Linked DNA regions of Mus musculus: region 1 is linked to region 2. A link is a loop called in an ENCODE intact Hi-C map of the cell type or tissue named here. Cell type or tissue: left cerebral cortex. All regions are shown on one strand. Links, peaks and the distances in the headings refer to the core of each region. The heading gives the core; the rest is flanking DNA. Region 1 has its middle 12 kb from the start of Gm32171. Region 2 overlaps Gm27166 (a long non-coding RNA gene).

Region 1 (5,385 bases), core at 68-5,067, 160 kb after region 2:
ACTCTCTGTATTATTTGTCTTCTGATGTTTTCATGGGGTTAATTTAAAAAGCTTGTTTCATATATATATTATACGGTGTCTGTGTCTGTGTGTGTTATAGGATTTTTCTTATGTCAATTTCATTTTCAAAGTGAGAACCATACCCTTGTATTTAGACAAGATTTAGATTTATGAAATTAAATCATCTCAACCCAGTAGGTGAGAATACAGCACTGGCCTGCTTTTCCTGTGGACATTCATTGAATCTCTGCTACAAATATCACATGGCTGTTGGTCATGGGATGGATATATAGAAGTACTAGATTAATTTCTTAGAAGGTAAAATTTTGCCACTTACAGATCACTTCCTCAATAATTCCCTCATGAGAAATGGGGAATCTGAAATTTATCTCTTGAGTTAAAAAGCAGGTGTGACTCAAGGGTGTTCCACTGGAAATGGGCATCCCAGAGTGGGCTTGCCTGCAGCATTTCTAACTTCAGTGTTGATCATCAGTTATGTACCTAAGTTCAGTGAATCTCTTCTCTTGGAGGCTGCTGCTATTTATCTAGCTTCACATTTTAACTCTAGATGCTTTACAGCAAGGAAGTTATTCAGATGTTTTGAAATCTTAGTCTCCTATTGAGAACTCTTAAAACAACATGCTATTTCAACACGTGTCCTTCCAAGGGCCAGTTGTTTGATATTCTTGGAGTCTCAATCCATAGCACAGGTGGATGTCTATTCTGTATGCTCTCTGGGTATTTGTATTTCTATCCATCAGAAGGAAGAAACTCTGGTTTTACTCTACACACAAAGGAAGTCCTTACTGTAGGTAGGGAGGTTTATGTGTAATCTTCCTTTCCTTCCTTCTCCTCCCTCCCCTTCCTTCCCCTTCTCTTCCTCTGTATGGTTGGCATGCCTTAAAGTGAAAATTCAAATGGCAATAATTGCCTGTGGGTCATAAAAAATCTCAGTTATCAGTCTAAAGCTGCTCATAAATACCACAGAAATGATCACTGGGTGACCCCTGCATTTTGCTAATTTCACTCATTGTCTCCTTATCATAAGTGTCACTAATATTGTTTTGTATTACCTCTATCTAGATTATAAAGCTACTCAGGCAAAGCAAAGCAATTAAGCACGGGAAAGCTAACCATCACTATTGTAGCTGCTGTGGAAGAGCTGCAGATAGATGAATGATAATGCCTGCCATAATAGGCCTAGCAGGGAAAACTGGCATCTAATTACTGACTCATACATAGCACTCTATAATAGACAGTATGGCAGATACCAAGCAATATGGAAGGAGAAGACATGGTTTAACAATTGCTAATATGCATTTGAATGAGAGCAATCAATAAAATACTACCTAGAAATTGTTCATACAAAATCCTCTCACACAATTTCTCCACTTGGTCCCATAAAAACAAACCATGCATGACCCGTTTTTAGTGCCCTCTCTGTCACAACCCACACTCAAAGCTCCACAAATTATAATCTGCACATTAAAATTGGTCTTCTAAGTGTCTGTCTCAAATACCTACTCCCAGAAAGATGGCCTCCTTGCAGCACAGTATTGCAGAGCATTGCCAGTGTGGTTAGCAGAATGTAGGTTAGGCCAGGAAGCCTTTGTGAAAGAGTAGCTGTTGGTGGTTTGGCTCAGAGAGCATAAGTCTTTCCAAGGGTGTCTTTACTGCTAGCTTAGAAGTGATGGATGGAGGCCACAGGCTGTTTTGGACTCAGGTCTCAGAAAAGTTCATGAAAAATGACATTATTGTACTTGGAGACTATCCTGGAAAGCCCCTCCGAGCTCAAGCCCTCCTTTGGTCAAGGCTTGAGAAGAGGGGTTTTTAAAGTTCACACACCCTTGTAACTGGCTTTTAAAGGATGGGTATGAACAGGACAGTCTGAGATATTAAAATTTCCACACACACCCCACCTCCCACTGAAAACCACAGAATGGGCCACCCGTTCCCTGACTCACTGCTTGGCACTGATAAAGCCCATGCTTACCACAGGCCCTAACACTAGGGAAGACAAGAATTCTTTCCTCAAGTCCCTAAAGAACATGTCAAAAGATTCTTTGACTTATTTCTTCATCTCTTTCCCTCACAAAGAGGCACAGCATTCATCACATTTCAGGGAAGTTCTGTGTTAGAAAGAAGCAAATGAGCTTCAGAACCATGTCATGTTCTCCTGTTCACATGAGCAAGAACAACATGCAAATTCCACCTGGCATTTTGAATTAGTGTATGTAGGACTAGACGTTCAAATCATGTTCTTTTCAGTCACCTTTGCTCCAGAGCATCTGTGGAGCACCATTTTGAGCCTCAGCCATTACAGAGAACATTAGAGATTGAAAGATGCGTTAGATGGGCCTCCCAAACCCAAGCAGATGAATGAACCTAGGCAGCAAAAGAGACTTGGGGGGTGGGGTGCAGAAAAATAGCAGTGCCCAGAGCACAGAGATAATGGTCAGAGTCTGGGAAGACCTCACTGTGAAGCTGAGGTAGAGGAAAAAGCATTAAGGTGGTTATAAGCACAAACTGAATAATCTTCTTAGTCTATCTACAGAAGAAAAATATGGTCCAGAGAGGTGCAATGATTTACCTTATATTAAACAGTTGCAAGTAAGCCACCTTGCTGTCAGACAAGAACAAGGAGAAGGGGGAATTGAAGGACAAAGCAGTTGAGAAGCTGGGCTGGGCTAGAAATAACCAAACCAGATGGATGAGCTCACATTTGAGGGAGGATTTTGATGCTTTTTAAATTATCACATGGACCACCTTGATGGACTCTTCTGGGATACACTAGAGGAGGCTATTCCAAGAAGATACTACAAAGGGATACAAAAGTGAGTGAAGACTTTACAAAAATTTCTGTAGGACAATGCATATCTAAAATCATTTTTTTGTTCTTTTGATTTGTAGCCTCTTGCATTGAATTCCTTTTCATGTCTGCCCTGGTTCTAGTTTTTAAAAAGGCCTAGTCAGTGAAATAATATCTTAAGAATTCATAGAATAACCCATGGTATTATGGTCAGGAATTCAATCACAGTACATACATTGATGAATCATTGTATGAGTGGTATTCTGCTAAGGCCGGCATTGTACAAAAGAGCCCCTAAGTTACAGCTGGATACCACATCTATATGGATAAATGAAATAAAAGAAGGACAGCGAAAGGAGTCCTTTAAGGTTTAAGTCATTTGCATGTGCTCTCTGCAAGTGCTTCCCATTATTGCTGCTGATTGTGTGCCTTCTCCCTTATCTGACTGACCTTATTCCCAAGTGCTTTGTAGTTTGTGCTGGCTTCTCTTCTCTTCTCTGCAGCCTGACATCACTTTTTCCTTTGCAACTCTTCCTCTTCCTACACATTAGCACAGCCTTGTGGGTAAGGCTGACAGTATCCTGGTATGCCATCACATCTGTAGGCAGTTCAAACTGACCGGTAAGCAAACTCAGCCAATTCACCAGCTCTCCTGTTCTCTTGAACATTTTCCCTGCAAACGATGCCAGCATCGTACCTGTATCAGAAATTTGAACATCATCCTGTTCTGTTTCTCCTTGACCTGTATATGCTAATGACCAAAGTCTTTTCTGATAATTTTTCATTCTTATCTATACCTTAGCTACCAGTCATTGGCCTCAAGAAACACAATTTCCCTCCATATTGACAGAGTTGAAAAATGTTGGCAGAGAAGCGCAGGAATTCATAGGGATGATGAAACCTCATGGTCTATATAGAGAAGCTATGGCAGGACCTCGGATTCAGGCTGAGGATGTCTCCTCCAGCACTTAGAAATCTGGAAGATGGCTTCTTCTCTTTGTTTCTGCTTCCACCCTCTTTCAAATACTCTTTGTGAAATTGCCATTAAGTTCATAGAGACAGAGAGACAGCCCTCCATAAATGCGAGCATAGCTAGTTTAAGCTGTTCTTGATCTTTACCCCAGGAATTATCACATTGGATTTCTAATAGCTGTGGGTAGCTGTCTCACCTACCATATTCCCACAATGCAGCGAGCTCCTTGTTCATATCTGTATTCTGCAGGGTACCTTTTAGCATGTGATACACAGAAACAAGCAGTAAGGGTATGCAGAACGGATACTGGTCCTTACCTTCAATGGGTCACTTTTGTGATAACATCAGTATGAGTCATATTGTCATGAGATCACTACATCAAGCTCACCAGTGCTTTCTATTACATCCCTCCTAACTGGATTTCCCTGCCTCCCCAGTCTTCTACCCATATTTCAGCTGGAGTTATTACTTTGAAACCAATGGCACATCATGATGTAAACCTGTTTGAAAAGTTTTTGATGACCCTCCATTTTACACACAATAGGAGCCAAAGTCTTATGTTGTCATAGGATGCCCTGTGGGATGTGACCCTCCTCCACCTCCTCCACCTCAGGTCCTCGTACTCTGCACTCCATCACACTAGTCCCTGTACTGCTCCCAACAAATGCCACCAGGAGCCAATTTTCCTTTCATGCCTGGAAGCCCCGTCACAGGTAACTTCATGGGTCACCCTTCATTTTCTTCATGTCTGACCTGACTCATGCAGAAAGACCCAGGTTGCACCAGTCAGACACCCTGCACTCCATTCACTGCTGTGGTCTTTTACGTGGCACTTGGCTACAAATAACTGTTTCACATTTTCTATTAATTTTAGACCTGTCTCATAACATTTAAGTGGTTCTTAAATCAAAAGTTTTTTAATTTGTCCTTTGCTGTGTCCTAATATCTAATACAGTTCTTGTTAACTTGTAGGTGCTGAAAAAAATGTTTTGTATAGATTTATAAATAATCAGAAATATATTCATGGTGATTTCCCCATTTTTTCTTAGTTCAACCCATTCTTCTGGTTTTCTTATTAAAATTACAACTCTACTGTTTGTTAGCAAATAAACCATACATCCTCCAGCAATGGGGAGGGGAAAGGATTTTTCTTTAGTATTTCAGTTCAAGCAGAGTATCTCTCCTCCATCCCAGAACAAAGAAACTTTCCCACAGGGAGGGGTGGAAAGAAGAGCTGTCTATAAGAATTCATCATTTCTAAAATACTTAGATGTATATGTATATATGTATGGACTATGGATATGTAGATAATTGAATATATTTGCAGTAGGTGAATATACAAGTTTATGTGTATATGAATACGTGTGCAGATACTTGCAGTTCTGTCCATCAGAAAATGTTGAAGGACATCCTAGGGAGTAAAAATACTTGGCATCAAGATCTTGCTCTCTCAATCTAAAAGCAAACAGATCCTCAGTACAATGGCTGATGGTTACCGTTAGATGATCCAAAATTGCTTATGACAGGAAGTATGAAGTTGGTTAAAAGCATAAGGAGAGGATTTGCCACATGGAGGTGGCAGCCATCCTGAAAATGTTTCCAT
Region 2 (5,385 bases), core at 74-5,073:
TATAACAAGGACACATGCTCTGCTATGTTTATGGCAGCCTTATTTATAATAACCAGACGCTGCAAACAACCCAGATGTCCCTCAAGGAAAGAATTGATACAAAAAAATGTGGTACATTTACACAGTGGAGTACTACTCAGATATTAGAAAAAAAATGACTTCATGAAAATATCATGCTGAGTGAGGTAACCCAGACACAAAAGGACACACATTGTATGTACTCACTGATAAGTGGATATTAGCCCCAAAGCTCAGAATACCCACGATGCAACTCACAGACCATGTGAAGCTTAAAAAGAAGGAAGATGAAGGTGTGGATGCTTCAATACTATTTAAAAATAATCACAGAAAGTAGGGAGAGGGAGAGACCATGGAGTGAGAGAGGAGAGGGAGGGAAAATGGGGGGAACAGGATCAGGGGTGGGAAGAGACAAGAGAGAAGTTCAGAGGGTCAGGAAAATGAATAGAAAAATGTAGCCATGAGGGGTGGGGAACTGGGGAGAGCTTCTAGAAAGTACCAGATACTGGAGAAGTGAGAGCTTCTCAGAATCCAGTGGGGATGACACTAGCTGAAATACCCTACAAAGGGGAGGTAGAACCTGTAGAGACCACCCCCCAGTTGAGGGATAGGGTCAACTACCCATCTCAAAATTTTTAACCCAGAATTGTTCCTGTATAAAGGAAATGAAGAGATAAATGATGGAGCAGAGACTGCCCTACTTAGGGATCCATCCCATCTGCAGACAACAAACCCAGATGCTATTGCTGATGCCAAGAAGTGCTTGCTGACAGGAGCCTGGTATAGATGTCTCCTGAGAAGTTCTGCCAGCACCTGACTAATACAGATACAGATACAGCCAACCGTTGAACTGAGCTCAGAAACTCCAACGGAAGAGTTAGGGGAAGGACTGAAAGAGCTGAAAGAGATTGCAACCCCACAGGTAGAAAAATGATATCAACTAACCAGAACCCCCAGAGCTCCCAGGGACTAAACCACCAACCGAAAAGTTTACATGGACAGGTCCATGGTTCCAGTTACATATGTAGGAGAGGATTGCCTTATTTGGAATCACTGAGAGGCAAGACCCTTGGTCCCATGGAGGTCTGATGCCCCAGCATAGGAGGATGCTAGAGCGGTGAGGTTGAAATGGAGGGTGGTGGGTGGAGGAGCACCCTCTTAGAGGCAAAGAGGAGGGGGGATGAAATTGGGACGTTGAGGAGGGGAGACCGAGAAGGGGGACAACATTTGAAATATAAATAAATAAACAACCAATAAAAATGATGAAATTGTAAAAAAAATTGATGGAGGACATAGGAGGGTAGGTAAGGTATTAGAAGGGAGTGGTTGGATTCTATCAAAACGAGTTGTCTGTATGTATGAGTATCAATTAAAATATATATTTTAAACTTTATGGTTCAGCCCAAATTCTAGAATTGAATTCTGTAATTAGATTTAGAATCAAATACATGACTTTGACTTTGATTACTTTTGAACAATTACTAAAAATTTTTTTTCTAACCCTCTTAATTTTATTTGTAAAAAGCAGCTACAAAGATTTTAAAAGAAAATGAAGCACACATTGCTATTACAGAAGGAAAAGTTTCCAGATGAACTAGATATTAGCTACTTTTCAGGACCCTTCATGATCTGAGATTATACACAGATGTGACTTTCAGCCAGAATAATCAATTTGGGATTATTGGCGGCTGAGACATTGTGCCCATGAAAGAGGTTGGTTTTCTTCACTTCGCTGAGCTCTCACTGTGATGATAATGGAGAAGTCTTGTCCCTGGGTACTTAGCTCTGACCTTCAGAGCTGGTTCAAGAACGAAGTTGGGGATCGGCCTGTCTCCCTTTTGCATTTGGCACCACATTAAATCCATATCTGATCTTCAGGAAACAATGCACGCTGGAGAATGTGCTTGGCTTTGCCATCGATGGCAGCAGGGACTTTGAATCGTTCTTGAAAGCAATTCAACCACAAGGACACAATGAGGCTTTTCAGTTTTCCTACAGCTTTCCTCAAAATGTGTCTGGAAGCTTAGCTGTGGTTAAAGAATGCCCATTTAGATGTTCAATAACTCTGAGCAAAGGGCTCTGGCTTTCTGAAGGTGTAGTCTCAAAGCTGCAGTTAAAGCTGTGGGCATGACTCAGCTTCCGGTCACATCAGCACAGGTTAACGCTTGTAGCTGCTTGTGAAGTTGCTTTCTCAGGGTTTTGCTCACTCCTTAGGTTTTGCCAGAAGCTTATCTGATTTTGTTTGTTTGTTTGTTTTGTTTTCGTTCTGTTCTCAGGTGACACTGCTGCACAGGTCAGCAGATGGCACTACTGAATGGAGGTGGCAGAGAGGCTTCATAAAAGGGTTTTTCCCTTCCTCCTCATACCAGGAATGTGCTGTCTTTGCATAATGAACTGGGAAGAGTTTGCTATAACGGTAGATCCACTTTGAGTACTGAGAAGAGCTCTAAAATTAAGCTCATTTCTACTCTCCCCTTCTCCGTCTATCCCCCTTCACTCTGCCTACTAGAATTTCACGCTAAGCACAATTCTTCCAGAAATTTGAGACTAGGATGAGGCTTTAGTCACCATTCTCAGTCTCAGAGTGCCACCTTTTGGAACACACTCTCCACTCTCCGTTGTTTCCTAAAAGGGAGTTCCAGACAGCTGGTTCCTGGGGTGAATTTTCACAATTGCACTTCCTTGGTTATGGTTTGACATAATTTCCCTAGAGAGTTAAGGCTTAGGGTATGATAATATACCTTGAATCTGCAGAGCATTAAAGGGGAGGATATTGTCAGATATACGATCTAACCACGGACACAGGCCAGACGCAGTCCTTACTAAAGGAGAGGGCCTGCTTGTCCTGGTCCACCTTTCCCTGGTTTGCTTCTGCTGTGATCTATCAACGCCTTCCTTCCCCCTTCCTTATGCACAATGCTCAGTTAATATCTTCCTTTAGCCTTGCAGACAGGAGCTCACTTATGGCCATATATTCCAGGTGACAACAGTGTCTTTTCAGAGGAGCACAAACAGGAACGCCACAGAAGAGCTTCGGGCTCTTTTGCAAGACAGCTTCACTGACAAATTTCTCCCAGTGTGGAGCAGGCTGGAGGGCCTCTTTAATAAATGGGGTCAACTTTGATTGTTTGTTTCATTGATGATTTGAAATATATTTCTGGCATTAACTAAAAGCAGATGGCTGAAATATAAAAAAGAAAAACCTATCTAGGTGGAACTGTTGGAGGGAACGTTATAATGGCTGGGAATAAGGAGATAGGGCTTTGTGGTTGGAAATTCTGCTTAAAGGGAAGATCTTCTAAGTGGTCTCCAGTCAGGCTTGCTATGTGCCAGGGCTTCTGAATTCCAGTTCAGGCTGGTGATGTGACTGCATCTACACTGTCCTGCTGCCCGTCCATTCACTGGTGCACTGCTCTCGCTAGTGATGTTTATGGCTGTAGTGAGTAAAAGCTACTGGTATGTTGTCCATTTTGCCTTTAACCAAAAATATTGGTCTGCTAGCAGCTCAGTTTAGATAGAAACACTGTTAGAGACAACCTGTGAGGCGAATGGTGGAGCAAGGCTCTGATACGGTTTTTGGGCTACATTTTAGGAATGACAATAGAATGATTTCTCTGGGTCCAGTTTTATTTATCCCTAAAAGCTATTCACTTTCTTCAATAGTAACCCTCCCACCTCGAATCACCTTACCTTCTTTATCTTAAGATAGTATGCTGTGGGAAAAAAGATGAAAAAATTCAAAATCATGATACACTTCTCTTGATGTAAGTTCTTAGTAAGTTCTGTTCTGTTCTTAGTAAGTTCTCAAGACTTTGCACAAACCTACGAAGGGGCACATGGCAGAAGCATGCCCTATCCCCACCCCTGTCAACAGCCTAGTCCAAGATGCTGTGAGTATGTAGCCACTACCCCATCCGTGGCTTCCCATTCTTCTGCTCTGTCCCCACACTATGGTTATGCAGCTTAAGAGAATTTTGAGCATGTTGCTTTCCTGGTTTGCAAAGACCCACACCCATTTCTAGACACCCACGAAGGTTCTGAACTCTTCTTCTGGATCAACTATGGCTGCAGGCCAGCTGCCCCTGTTCCAAACAGTCTCCTCACCACCCTCTCCCACCAGTTGCACTGCAATTTGTTTGAATTTCTCCAGCATTATTTCTTTCTGAATTACACCTCCTTCAGTTTTTGCCTATGGGACTTCTCTTTACCACTCAAGGTTCGATATAGAAATTTTCAGTCTTCATTCAATGCTGTGATTCAACATGGAGGAAGTCACAACCTCCCCTCCACTTTTATATCATTTTATTGGCCATTTTATTATATTATCTACCATAATTTGTATTAATTTTTTTTACTTATATAAGTCTCACATTGATCTTAACTGACTTGAAGACAGGAACCTTACTGACTTAATTTTGTTTGATAAAAGCAAAATTAGGCAATCATACTTAGTGTGTAATATATCATGAAGATTCCCTAAATATTTGATAACTGAACAAATAAATAATTGGAGTAGAACTAGGTATATCTGTTTTGTAGACCCTGTTAGGTCGACAAACCTCTATTGGGAAGTTTTGGAGAGTTAAACTCCCAGGTCCTGGACTTCTAGCATGCACAGTGAGTATAAAAGAATACATGATGTCTAAGGTCTCTTCAGGTTCATTAATTGTGTGGTTTGATTTCTTCTGTCCCCTGTATCCATGCATAAGAATCTTAATTATTTATCATTGTAGTGTTAGAAAGTGAGGCTTAGCATATGATGTTTGAGGTATGGGATGGGGTTTTCATCAATGGGTTAGTGCCTTTCTCATAGAAATGTGTTTTGATACAGTGAGAATTCAGCCCCTGTTTCTTTACATCATATGCGACTGCCGGTGCATCAGAAGCTAGTACATGGTTTTGAACTTTCCAACCCCTCAGAATCACAAACCAAGCTAATTTTTATTTTGTTTTGATGAGTTAACCCATCTCAGGTATTCTCTTAGAGCAATTAAAAATATAAATAAATAAATAAATAAATAAATAAATAAGCTCTTGCATACCTTTGTCCCGACAGGCTCCATGGGAACTTTCTAATCCATAAGGTTCCATGGATTAGTCATTAAAAAGTCTTCTAGATGTGGAAGTTCAAGATTACTGAAAATATTAACAAAGTGAGCTAAGTGATTTTTTTAGAGAGGAAATCTATAATCTTCTGACCACTTTGGACAGAGCAAAATATTAGATGCCTCTTGCCTTTGACCTGACATTTGTTAGTAGAAAAGCAAACGTTCAAGTGCGTATGCTGACACCAGACCACGTGATTCAGCTCTTTTTACAAACCATTCATATTCAGCAACAGACTGAATTCTACTGAGAGTAAGCACA

Evidence for each region. A loop is a pair of places that touch in the nucleus more often than their neighbours do. Peaks named below come from ENCODE experiments on the same cell type or tissue, not always from the same donor. Only the 100,000 strongest peaks of a DNase experiment are listed, where the experiment ranks them.
Region 1: a loop joins it to region 2, with 3 times the contacts of the local background. A loop is called at or near these places in 12 of 42 quality-filtered maps.

The regions. Positions count from the first base shown.
Region 1 is chr9:33,239,494-33,244,878 of GRCm38, forward strand. No RefSeq gene overlaps it. Among named protein-coding and RNA genes, the nearest start is that of Gm32171, 12 kb to the right of the region's middle. In left cerebral cortex, for the core only: no CTCF peak of the experiment used is centred there; no DNase peak of the experiment used is centred there.
Region 2 is chr9:33,078,293-33,083,677 of GRCm38, forward strand. The region is part of intron 1 of Gm27166 (a long non-coding RNA gene); the gene reads left to right. Among named protein-coding and RNA genes, the nearest start is that of Gm27166, 49 kb to the left of the region's middle. In left cerebral cortex, for the core only: a CTCF peak has its summit at 2,605 (motif pointing left); DNase peaks (open chromatin) are centred at 804, 2,184 and 2,586.